Regions from separate parts of the Homo sapiens genome. Here region 2 is linked to region 1. A link is a loop called in an ENCODE intact Hi-C map of the cell type or tissue named here. Cell type or tissue: HCT116. All regions are shown on one strand.

What was found. Hi-C counts contacts between places; a loop is a spot of excess contacts. Peaks named below come from ENCODE experiments on the same cell type or tissue, not always from the same donor. Only the 100,000 strongest peaks of a DNase experiment are listed, where the experiment ranks them.
Region 2: it touches region 1 in a loop (9-fold over the local background); 7 of 110 quality-filtered maps call a loop at or near these places.

Annotation. Positions count from the first base shown.
Region 1 is chr12:121,057,824-121,062,823 of GRCh38, forward strand. LOC105378258 (a long non-coding RNA gene) reads right to left here. Exons shown (of 4, transcript XR_007063492.1): 4 at 1,467-1,933. It also overlaps the pseudogene OASL2P. Among named protein-coding and RNA genes, the nearest start is that of OASL, 21 kb to the left of the region's middle. RefSeq lists enhancers at 2,179-2,268, 2,389-2,558, 2,579-2,758. In HCT116, CTCF peaks have their summits at 2,905 and 4,226; DNase peaks (open chromatin) are centred at 2,958 and 4,218; H3K4me3 peaks cover 1,079 bases; H3K27ac peaks cover 448 bases.
Region 2 is chr12:121,441,135-121,446,134 of GRCh38, forward strand. It overlaps KDM2B (lysine demethylase 2B), which reads right to left. Exons shown (of 23, transcript NM_032590.5): 14 at 4,141-4,284; 15 at 3,316-3,402; 16 at 2,878-3,138; 17 at 2,546-2,659; 18 at 1,858-1,896; 19 at 1,023-1,702; 20 at 1-99. It overlaps MIR7107 (microRNA 7107), which reads right to left and starts at 3,218; the gene lies at 3,139-3,218. In HCT116, CTCF peaks have their summits at 626 (motif pointing left) and 2,288 (motif pointing left); DNase peaks (open chromatin) are centred at 633 and 2,247.

The sequences.
Region 1 (5,000 bases):
GCAAAGTTGTATCTTTTTAAGCAACCATGGAAGCTCGAATTTCTGTTTTGAAGCTCAGGGTTTGCTAGTAACACTCCTGATTATTTGCCTTCGACTCCGTATTTAAAGATTCTTTTTTTGAGACACTGTCACCCAGGCTACAGTGCAGCGGCATGACCACAGCTCACTGCAGCCTCGACCTCCTGGCCTCAAGTGATCCTCCCACCTCAGCCTCCCGAGTAGCTGGGACCACAGGTGGATGCTACCATACCTGGCTAATTTTTTTGTGCTTTTTGTAGAGACAAGTTTTCGTGATGTTGCCCAGGCTGGTCTTGAGCTCCTGGGCTCAAGCAATCTGCCTACATTGGCTTCTCAAAGTGCCGGGATTACAGGCGAGAACCACTGTGCCTGGCCTGAAGATTCATTAAAGCTGCATTTCCTTCCTTTTCAGTCGTATTCTCGGCAGCCATTGCCACTCCCAGGTGAAGTCTGATTTGCTTAAGATAATGTTAGATGTCTTTCATTCTAGCAAAATAAACCAAATCTAGATTTATGGTTAAGGCATTTTTGATTTAGGGTGATATGTTAAAAGTTGAACTATAGTTTAGTACTTTCCCAGGGGAAACCATGCTATAAATACGTATTTGATTCCATGGTCAGCCTCTAACAAACCCTCTGAACCCAGAGAGTACCCTCTGATATTACCTAATTGCTAGGTAGTTTCTAACAAAATCAGTCAGCGCCATTTTATTTTTTTACTTTTTTTTTTTTTTTTTGAGATCGAGTCTCACTCTGTCACCCAGGCTGGAGTGGCGTGATCTCAGCTCACTGCAAGCTCTGCCTCCCGGGTTCACACCATTCTCCTGCCTCAGCCTCCCGAGTAGCTGGGATTACAGGCGCCTGCCACCACACCTGACTAAGTTTTTTTTTGTATTTTTATAGTAGAGACGGGGTTTCACCATGTTAGCCAGGATGGTCTCGATCTCCTGACCTCGTGTTCCGCCTGCCTTGGCCTCCCAAAGTACCGAGATTACAGGCGTGAGCCACCGCGCCCGGCCAGTCAGTGCCATTTTAGAAGGAAAATATAGATGATCTTGATGACTTTAGGGGTTAAGTGGGGCTGGTTAAAGAGGAAACAAAAGGCATAAATTTTATTTTAATTTCTTTAAAAATTTTTTTTAAATAATATATAAAAAAGTTTAAAATTTTAAATAATTGAGATGAGGTCTTGCAATGTTGCCCAGGCTGGCCTTGAACTCCTGGGTTCAAGTGATCCTCCCCACTCAGCGTCCCAAAGTGCTGGGATTACAGGTGTGAGCCACTGTGCCTGGCCAAAAGGCATAAATTTTATACAAACCTGCTACCCATAGTCCACTTGATTCCCTGGCACTTAGAGAGCTGGATCCCAAATCATCATCATCATCATCATCATCATCATCATCATCATCCAGATTTGTAGAATAGTTTACTGCTTAAGAGCACTTTTCTATGCTTTATCCCATTTATTGTTCATTAGAAACCGGTTTTAGAGAGGAAGAGACCGATGCTCAGAGAGACAAAATAACTCATCCCTTACCTATCCCACAGCCCCACAGTCCCACAGGGCAGAGCTGGGATTTGAACCCCGGGGGTTCCTGAGTGCTCACCTTTGCCATCTTCAGCACCCTGACTTCCTGGTCCAGAATCAGCTCATTATAGAAGAACTGATCCCTCAAGAACTGCTCAGTTCAATGCCCGGCATCCTTCACTTCATCCTTCCAGTCTCCCTGGGGCTGGAGGCTGTTTTACGAAGGCAGACTGGAAGGATGTTTTATGAAGACATCCAGCCTGTCCCCAGGGGTGTCATACAGGTCCTGGAAGCCTGCCATCTCTGTGGGACCAGGAATGAATCGTCTCTGCTTCTGCCCAGCCCTGTAAGGGGCAACTCCCAGCCTTTGTCCAGTAGGCCACAGAACTGCAGAAGGGCAGGGAGATGGTGTGGGTTAGAGAGAGAGTTAGCTGCCCTTTTTCTTTCTTTTTTTTTTTTTTTTTGATACAGAGTCTTGCTCTGTCACCCATGGCGTGATCTCAGCTCACCGCAACCTCTGCCTCCCGGGTTCAAGGGATTCTCCCACCTCAGCCTCCTGTGTAGCTGGGATTACAGGCACCTGACACCACGCCCGGCTAATTTTTGGTATTTTTGGTATTTTTAGTAGAAACGGGGTTTCACCATGTTGGCCAGGCTGGTCTCAAACTCCTGACCTCAGGTGATCTGCCCGCCTTGGGCTCCCAAAGTGCTGGGATTACAGGCGTGAGCCACCGACGGAAGAATCACTAAGCTTACTTTCCTCTTTTTAGGGTGCAGAGAGGGCTAGGGGGCCCTCCAGGCATCAGCTGAGCCTCCCTCTGCTGGGCTGCCTTAGTTCAGCAGCCATCTCTCCTGCCGGCTGAGAATGGAAACTGAAACTGAACTTTGTTTTGTTTGTTTGGGTTTTTTTGTTTTGTTTTGTTTTGTTTTAATTGGAAACAGAAAATTTGCTGAGCTTTGAAAGAGGAATTTTCTCTTTCCATTTGAGGTTGCCAGGAAAAAAGGCTGGAGATGGAGCCAAGTGCCCCTTGGGCTTCCTTGAGAGGAAGGTTCTCAGGCTGGGAGTTTCCCAGGGTGTCCTGGAGCTGGGCTGCCCCCACCTCTCCATCCCCTATTTCCTGCTGCAGGAGCAGACCTTGTCTCCCTACGGGAACTCAGTAGTGTCTGCCCCGGAATCAGAAGGTGCTGGCTCCTTGGGGTGAGGGGATGGGGGCTTGGGCTGAGCCCCGGGAGTCCTGGGGCCTGGGATTGACTCTTTATTTTCTAAAAGCAAAGACATACTCACCCCTTTACTACTTGTTTTGTTGCGTATATTTAGGTCTCCCCTATCCCCTCACCAATAATCCACAGGAAGGAGGTAATCTTTTAAAAAATTGTCTTTAGGGGGCGCTGTTCTCTCAAGAACTTCATTTTGAAGAGCAAACTGACAGTTTGTGGTAGACACATTGGCTTTTAAAGATCTCAACTAGCGACCAGGCGCGGTGGCTCTCGCCTGTAATCCAGCACTTTGGGAGGCCGAGGCGGGAGGATCGCTTGAGGCCAGGAGTTTGAGACCAGCCTGGCTAACATGATGAAACCTCGTCTCTACTAAAAATACAAAAAAATTAGCCAGGCGTGGTGGCAGGCGCCTGTAATCCCAGCTACTTGGGAGGCTGAGGCAGGAAAATCACTTGACCCCAGAGGCGGAGGTTGCAGTGAGCCGAGATGGCATCACTGCACTCCAGCCAGACTGTCTCAAAAAAAAAAAAAAAAAAAAAAAAAAAAAAAAAAAAGGAAAGAAAGTAAATCCCACATTGATACTGTGGAGGCCATAAGTATGCACCTATAGGATGCATTTTAAAAATGCCCTAACAACGCATAAATATGTCACTGAGGTTTGTTAAGAATGTCCAGATTTCCAGCCTGGGCAGCATAGTAAAACTCCATCTCTACAAAATATACAAAAAAATTAGCCGGGCATGTGGCATGTGCCCGTAGCTACTAGGGAGGCTGAAGTGGGAGGATCACCTGAGCCTGGGAAGTCGAGGCTGCAGTGAGCTGTGATCAAACCACTGCACTCCAGCCTGGGCAACAGAATGAGACCCTGTCTAAAAAAAATTAAAAATAAAAATGTCCAGATTCATGACAGCCTGTCTCTCACTCTGCTTAACAGAGTAAAAAATACTGAGCCCTGAAACACAGGCTTAGAAGATTCAAAAATTGCCTTGGAGAGGGAAAACCACTAAGTGGGAGATGCCTGTGAAGAGCTTGAGTTACAAAATCTTTTTGAAAACTGAAAGTGGAAAAGAGTAATATTTGTATATTACCCCATAACATATACAAATGTATAGCTGTATCTAAATAAATTAACGAAATATTGGAAGTGCATATTTGATTTCCCTTAAGCTTATGTAATTAGGGCTATGCCAACATATTTTTATTTTTCATTTATTTTTATGTTTTTCCCCATTGATCCATGTGATTCTCAAACACATTTTTATTTTCTCCCTGGCAAATATTTGTTATTAGTCCATTGGAAAAATTGATTGGATTTGGGGATCACCTTGCATTAGGGCATTTTTGGTATATGTACTCATATTTTAAAAACTGTGAATTCCAATATATATTCTTAATAGGAAACTGCGACATTTTTGTCAATTTTCCTCTCTTCCACAAGATGATGCTCCACACCCACCTAAAACAATCACCATTTGTAGTTCCTAGGATCCTAGTACAGAAGAGACAGAGGGGATCTGCTTAATCCTTGTTTTTCAGAAGGCAGACAGGAGCCCAGAGTGTTTACCAGGGCTCTTTGACATTATGGTATTGATATTAACTCCAATAGCTATACTTATCAAGCACTTCGTGTATACCAGGCTCTCTACACAGTTTATTTTATTCTTTATTTTTTTTGAGATGGGATCTGGCTCTGTCACCCAGGCTGGAGTGCGTGGCATGATCTGGGCTCACTGCAACCTCACCTCCCAGGCTCAAGTGATTCTCCCACCTCAGCCTCCTGAGTAGCTGAGACTACAAGTATGCATCACTGAGCCTGGCTAATTTTTGTACTTTTTTTTTTTGTAGAGATGGGGTTTTGCTATGCTGCCCAGGCTGGTCTCAAACTCCTGGGCTCCAGTGATCCGCCTGCCTTGACCTCCCAAAGTGCTGGGATTAGAGTCGCGAGCCTCCACACCCAGCCTCTTTTCACAGTTTAGTTCCCATAATCCCCACAAGACTCTGTGATGCAGGTTCACACCATGTTACATTATGAAGAAATCGAGTCTCAGCAAGATGATGTGGCCTGCCCAGAGTCACACACCAAAGAAGTGGACAAGCTGTGATTCAAACCCAGGTTCTCTGATTCTAAATGCCAGAGGTTTACCCACGACATTATCTTACTGCCCAAGGCACTTATTATTTATTGAGCTCCTACTACGTGCTGGGCACTGGGCGAGGCTTGGAGAATACATAAATG
Region 2 (5,000 bases), 380 kb after region 1:
GAGACGGGCTGTCGCCGGATGATGCCACTCAGCATCAGGGGTGTGATAGACTTGCAGTGGTTCAGGTCAATGCGGGTCCACAACCGCTTATCGCAGCACCTGGGGACCGGCCCCGTGGGGACACATCGTCAGAGGTGGGGCTCCTCTAGGGAGCCCACACACAGCTCTTAACTGTCCCCACCTAACAACCTCTGGGAGGCTCCTTAACTCAGCGCTCTGGACCCTTCTCTATGTAGCACCTATCCTGCCCCCACGCGGGCACCTCCCACCTGCTCTAACAGCCATGGCCTCCACTCTCCATCAAGTATGTATGTATGTATTAAGACGGAGTCTCGCTCTGTTCCCAGGCTGGTGTGTAGTGGTGCAATCTCTGCTCACCACAACCTCCGTCTCCCAGGTTCAAGCTATTCTCCTGCCTCAGCCTCCCGAGTAGCTGGGATTACAGGTGTGCGCCACCACACCCGGCTAATTTTTTTATTTTTAGTAGAAATGAGGTTTCACCTTGTTGGCCAGGCTGGTCTTGAACTCCTGACTTCAAGTGATCCGCCCGCAAAGCGCTAGGATTACAGGCATGAGCCACTGCGCCCGGCCTCCATCAAGTATTTACCATGGGCTTTACAACGCCCTCTACCGGCCGTTCCTCCAAACAACCCCCATGAAGCTGGCGTCATGCCCGTTCATCCAAGAGGGTAAGGCAGAGCTAAGGCCAGAAAGCTGGTAAATATCGGCTGGACTGAAGTTGCAACTCGCAGCCTTGCTGGAAACCTGGACTAACTCTCCGAAGCCAAGGACTCCACGTGGTCCTCACTTCACCCTCCAGGAAGCTAAATCGGAATAAACGGGGTCACCTCCTCTGACAAGACCAGAGGGGCCGCTGTAGCCAGCTGGAACGCTTTGCGGAGCACAATGAAGCCATACTGGGGTTTGGAAGGAAAGAGCATCGCCAGCGACTCCACACACCACGGGCCATCCCTGGTGCCGCCTGAGCCTTAACCTAGAGCCCTACACAGGCCGCCGCTCACCAGCGGTTCCAGGTCCTGCAGACCCGCATGCACACACACAGGTCTTGGTGGCTGAGGTAGCTGAAGACGGCCATCCACACCTCCCTGTGCATGACGTGGGCTGCCCCATCGTCCAGGGGTAGCGAGTCAGGCGGGGGGCTGATGGGGGGTGGCCGGATCACATGGCGCTCCATCTGGATACACTTGGGCGGGGACACGGAGGGTGGGGGCCGGGAGATGACACGGGGCGGGCTGCGCAGGCTGGGCCCCAGCTGGTGCCGCAGCTCCCGGGGGGTGCCGTTGAGCCCCTTGCTGAAGCGGTGGGGACGCTCGCAGATGCCCGGGGGCCGCTTGGGCTCCTCGCCCTCGCTCTCAGGCTCCGACTTGATGGGCTGCTGGTTCTCGTTGGCCAGGCTGTTCTCCGTCCTCTGGATCTCGTGGTTGAGCTCCTTGCTCAGCTCCCTGCTCAGCTCCTTGTTGGGAAGCCGCCGCTTCCGGCGCATCTTCACCTTCTTCTTCTCCTCCGGGCCCTCGGCCCCTTCGGTGCTGGGTCCCGCGGTGGGGGAGCTGGAGCGGGAGTGGTCGCTCTCCCTGGTCTTGGGGGGCGCCTCGGGCAGTTCGTCCTCGGGTTCCTGCTTGAAGCGCCGGAGGGGCTTGTTGGCCAGCGCCATGCGGTCCTCGGCGTTCTTCCAGGACCGCCGCTGAGGGCGAGAGCGGAGACGCGTCAGCCTCTGGGGCTCAGGGCTGCGCCCGCCCAAGGCCTCCCGCCCCCCTGCCACGGGACTGTGGCCCAGGGAGCTGCGGTGCAGCTCTAACCGCTCAGGCCTGGGGCACAGGAGGGAGGGGAAGATGGTACCTTTTTCCTGAAAAGCTTATCTTCTTTGCCAGGTTTGAGCTGTCACGAAAAAGAAAGGACGCAGAGCTTGCTCCCCGGGCTCGTGGGATTTGGTCTCCTCGACACCCCACCCCACCACGAGTCCACAGTCTCCAGAGGAGGGGCTGGAGGGAGGCCTTCCCCACAAATGCCATCTCCACGTCTGACCGACAGACGGGCGAGCCCTGCCTGCAGCTTTCAAGGAAGAAGCTGGAAGTAGGAGTACAGTTGAACTGTTCCCACCCAACTGACCTCCCACCCCACAGACCTGGAGATGTGCAGCCGCCCATTCAAATCATCCTCGGCTCTGGGAGCCAGTTCTGGAGCACAGCCCTGTGGGAATCCCCGGCCCAGCAGGAATGGCTAGAGCTGGGAGAGACTCCTGGCGCCACCTTGTGGCTGGTGACAGCACGGCCCGTGGGTGGAGCAGGGCCACCAGGCTCCTCAGAGGTTCCCTGGACTCACAGCTTCCATCCCAACCAACAGAGGCTCTAGGCACAGACAGCTTCCCAGGCCCCAAGCCAGAACCACGAGCCAGAGATCTGGGGCCGAGACCTGGGAAGCCTCAGGAGAGGCAGCAGTGGGGTGGAGGACCAGCGGGGTGGGGTGGGGGACAGCCCAGGACTCGCCAGTCCCCGGGGCCTCAGGAGGGCGTGCGTCGTGGGAGCACCTGCTGCTGGAAGTAAGTGAGACTGGATCTCCACCAGGGGCTGAGGCTGCTGCCTAGAGGGGGCCTCGGCGAGAGGTGAGAGGAGGAACCGGGGGACGTTTGAAGCGATGAGGCCTAAAGGGGGGTGGAGTGGGAAGAGGAGTGACTCGCTGGTTTTCCCCTCCTTTCTTTGGGGCAGGGCTCTCAGGACTTAGGTGACCTGCTCAGGGCAGCAAGAGGCCGGGATTATCCCAAGCTCTACCTGCTGCCCACCCCCTGCCCCATCCCTCCAACCCAGCACCCGGGACCAGCCAGACCAACCCCTTTGCCTCCCAGCCCCTCCTGGTCCGTACCCGCTTGCGTCCACTCAGCTCCTGGGGCTTCTCGTATTTCCGCTTCTTCCTCAGGTGCACGTCGTCAGACTTTCTGCGCAGAAGGCCGTCCGGCGGCACCTTCTTCGAGTGCTCATCCGACCTGCGCCGGGGCGCCTCCTCACACTCACTCCTCCGCTTGGCAGGTTCCTGCCCTTCCTTGTTGTCCCGGTTCATCTTCTGCTCCTTGAGCAGGGAGCCGGGCAGGTTGGAGGCGTACTTAAAGCCAGGGCCACGCTTTTGCTTGTAGGCCAAAAAGAGAGAATGAACAGACCAACTGTATACCTTTGGACTTGCCCTTCCTCCTCCCCAGGCCGACGGCAACCCACCTGCCTGAAACTCCTGGGACAGGCTGGTCCCGGCCAGGCCCAGGCCCGCCCCTCTCCCGACTGACCCTGGGACTTGGAGCCCGGCACTCACTTTCCCGGTCTTGCCGGCGTGGTTACACTTCGGACACTCCCAGCAGTTTGGAAGCTCGTCGTTGACCACACCCTCTGACTCCTTAATCTGCGGGGAACACCAGGACTCAGAAGAGGGACGGGCGGAGAAGATGGCCCACGGGCACAAGGCTCTGTGACGCCACGTCTTCCAGAAGCAGCAGCACCCCCTCCCCAACGTCACATCTATCCCGTTTCCAGGCAAAAGAAAACACAGCTGCAGAGGCTGGCAGAGACGGGCAGCTGTGGATCCAGGCCAGGGTTCAGAGGCTGAGCCCCTTTGCTTCTCTGGGACCCTGGGCAAGACACTCCGTCTCTGTGGGCTGGTGCCCTCGGCCATAAAAGTTAGTGTGCCCATCTCACTGGGGGGGTATGACCCAGGTAAAGCCATGAGCTCAGCGCCTGGCATGCAGAAAGGACTCTGCAGAGGACTCTACTGGGTGCTGGGGGAAGGAGTGTGGTGTGGGGCCTTGTTCTCCCAGAAGCCTGGAGCCACCTGGAGGCGCTTCCTCTGGCCCAGCTACAAACAAGCAGCCTGTGTTTGCCATCTGCTGAGGCTCTGGAAACCCTCTCTGGTTCTGACATCCTGGGAGGTGGGGGTGTGTTTATTCCTTTGATGACACTGGGTCTCTGAGGTACTCCAGGCCCTCCTTGCCCCGGGCTTATCCCTTGACACACAGGATCACCCAGACTCAGGGGTCCTCCAGGAATTCACTGCACGACCTGCATCCCACCATCTCACCAGCATCTCCAGCAACCCTACCTGCCCCAGAGCGTCAGCACCACCTGTCCCCACTGGGCCACTCACCTTAAGGCATCCAGGGTGGATGATTTCATTGCAGATGGAGCACTCCATGAGCATGAGGTTAAACTTGCCTTCCTCCTCTTCCACCGTGTCTTCCTTCCCCGCCTCGCCACACACAAGGCACACGGCGGTGTGGGGCAGCACTGGCTGAGGAGCCAGGGAGAACAAGACAAGTCATCAGGGGTGGGGAGCACGGACCCCCAGGGGGGCCAGTTCAAGGGCAATGAGCTGCTCCCCTTGGGCCTGCCAGGAGACCCCCGGAAAGTGGCCCAGGCACATTCGCTCACTCATTCATTGAAATACGTATCAGGCTACTACCTCCACATGCCAGATACTACTCTTAATTGCTGGGGATACAGCAAGGAACAAGACAGCTCAAAATCTCTGCCATCCAGAGCTTACATTTTAGTGGAGGGAGGCAGACAAAATGGACAGAGCATGTTAGAGACAGAGACATGGGGAAAAATTAGAGGGCTGGAGTGAGGGGCAGAAGGGGGGCTGATTTTAAATATGGAGGTCAGGGAAGGCCTCACATTCAGAAAAGCCCCAAAGGAGCAGGGGCGTGAGCGCAGCCCAGATCCATGCGGATGAGATGAAGCTGCATCTCACCAGTGGGTATTCAAGGCACAGACCATGGACTGCGGGCTCCCAAGACCTTTACAGAAAGGTTAGGAGGTCAGAACTGTCTTCAGAATAACAGACGTTATTTGCCTTTTGCACAGTATTGATATTTGTACTGGCGGGTGAAACTCCTGGCCCCTCAGCACCAGGCAAGGCAAGGCCCCCAGCTCACCAGCAGCCATGGGGTGACTCATGCCATACGCTTATTAAAAAGATCACCAGGCCGGGCGCGGTGGCTCACG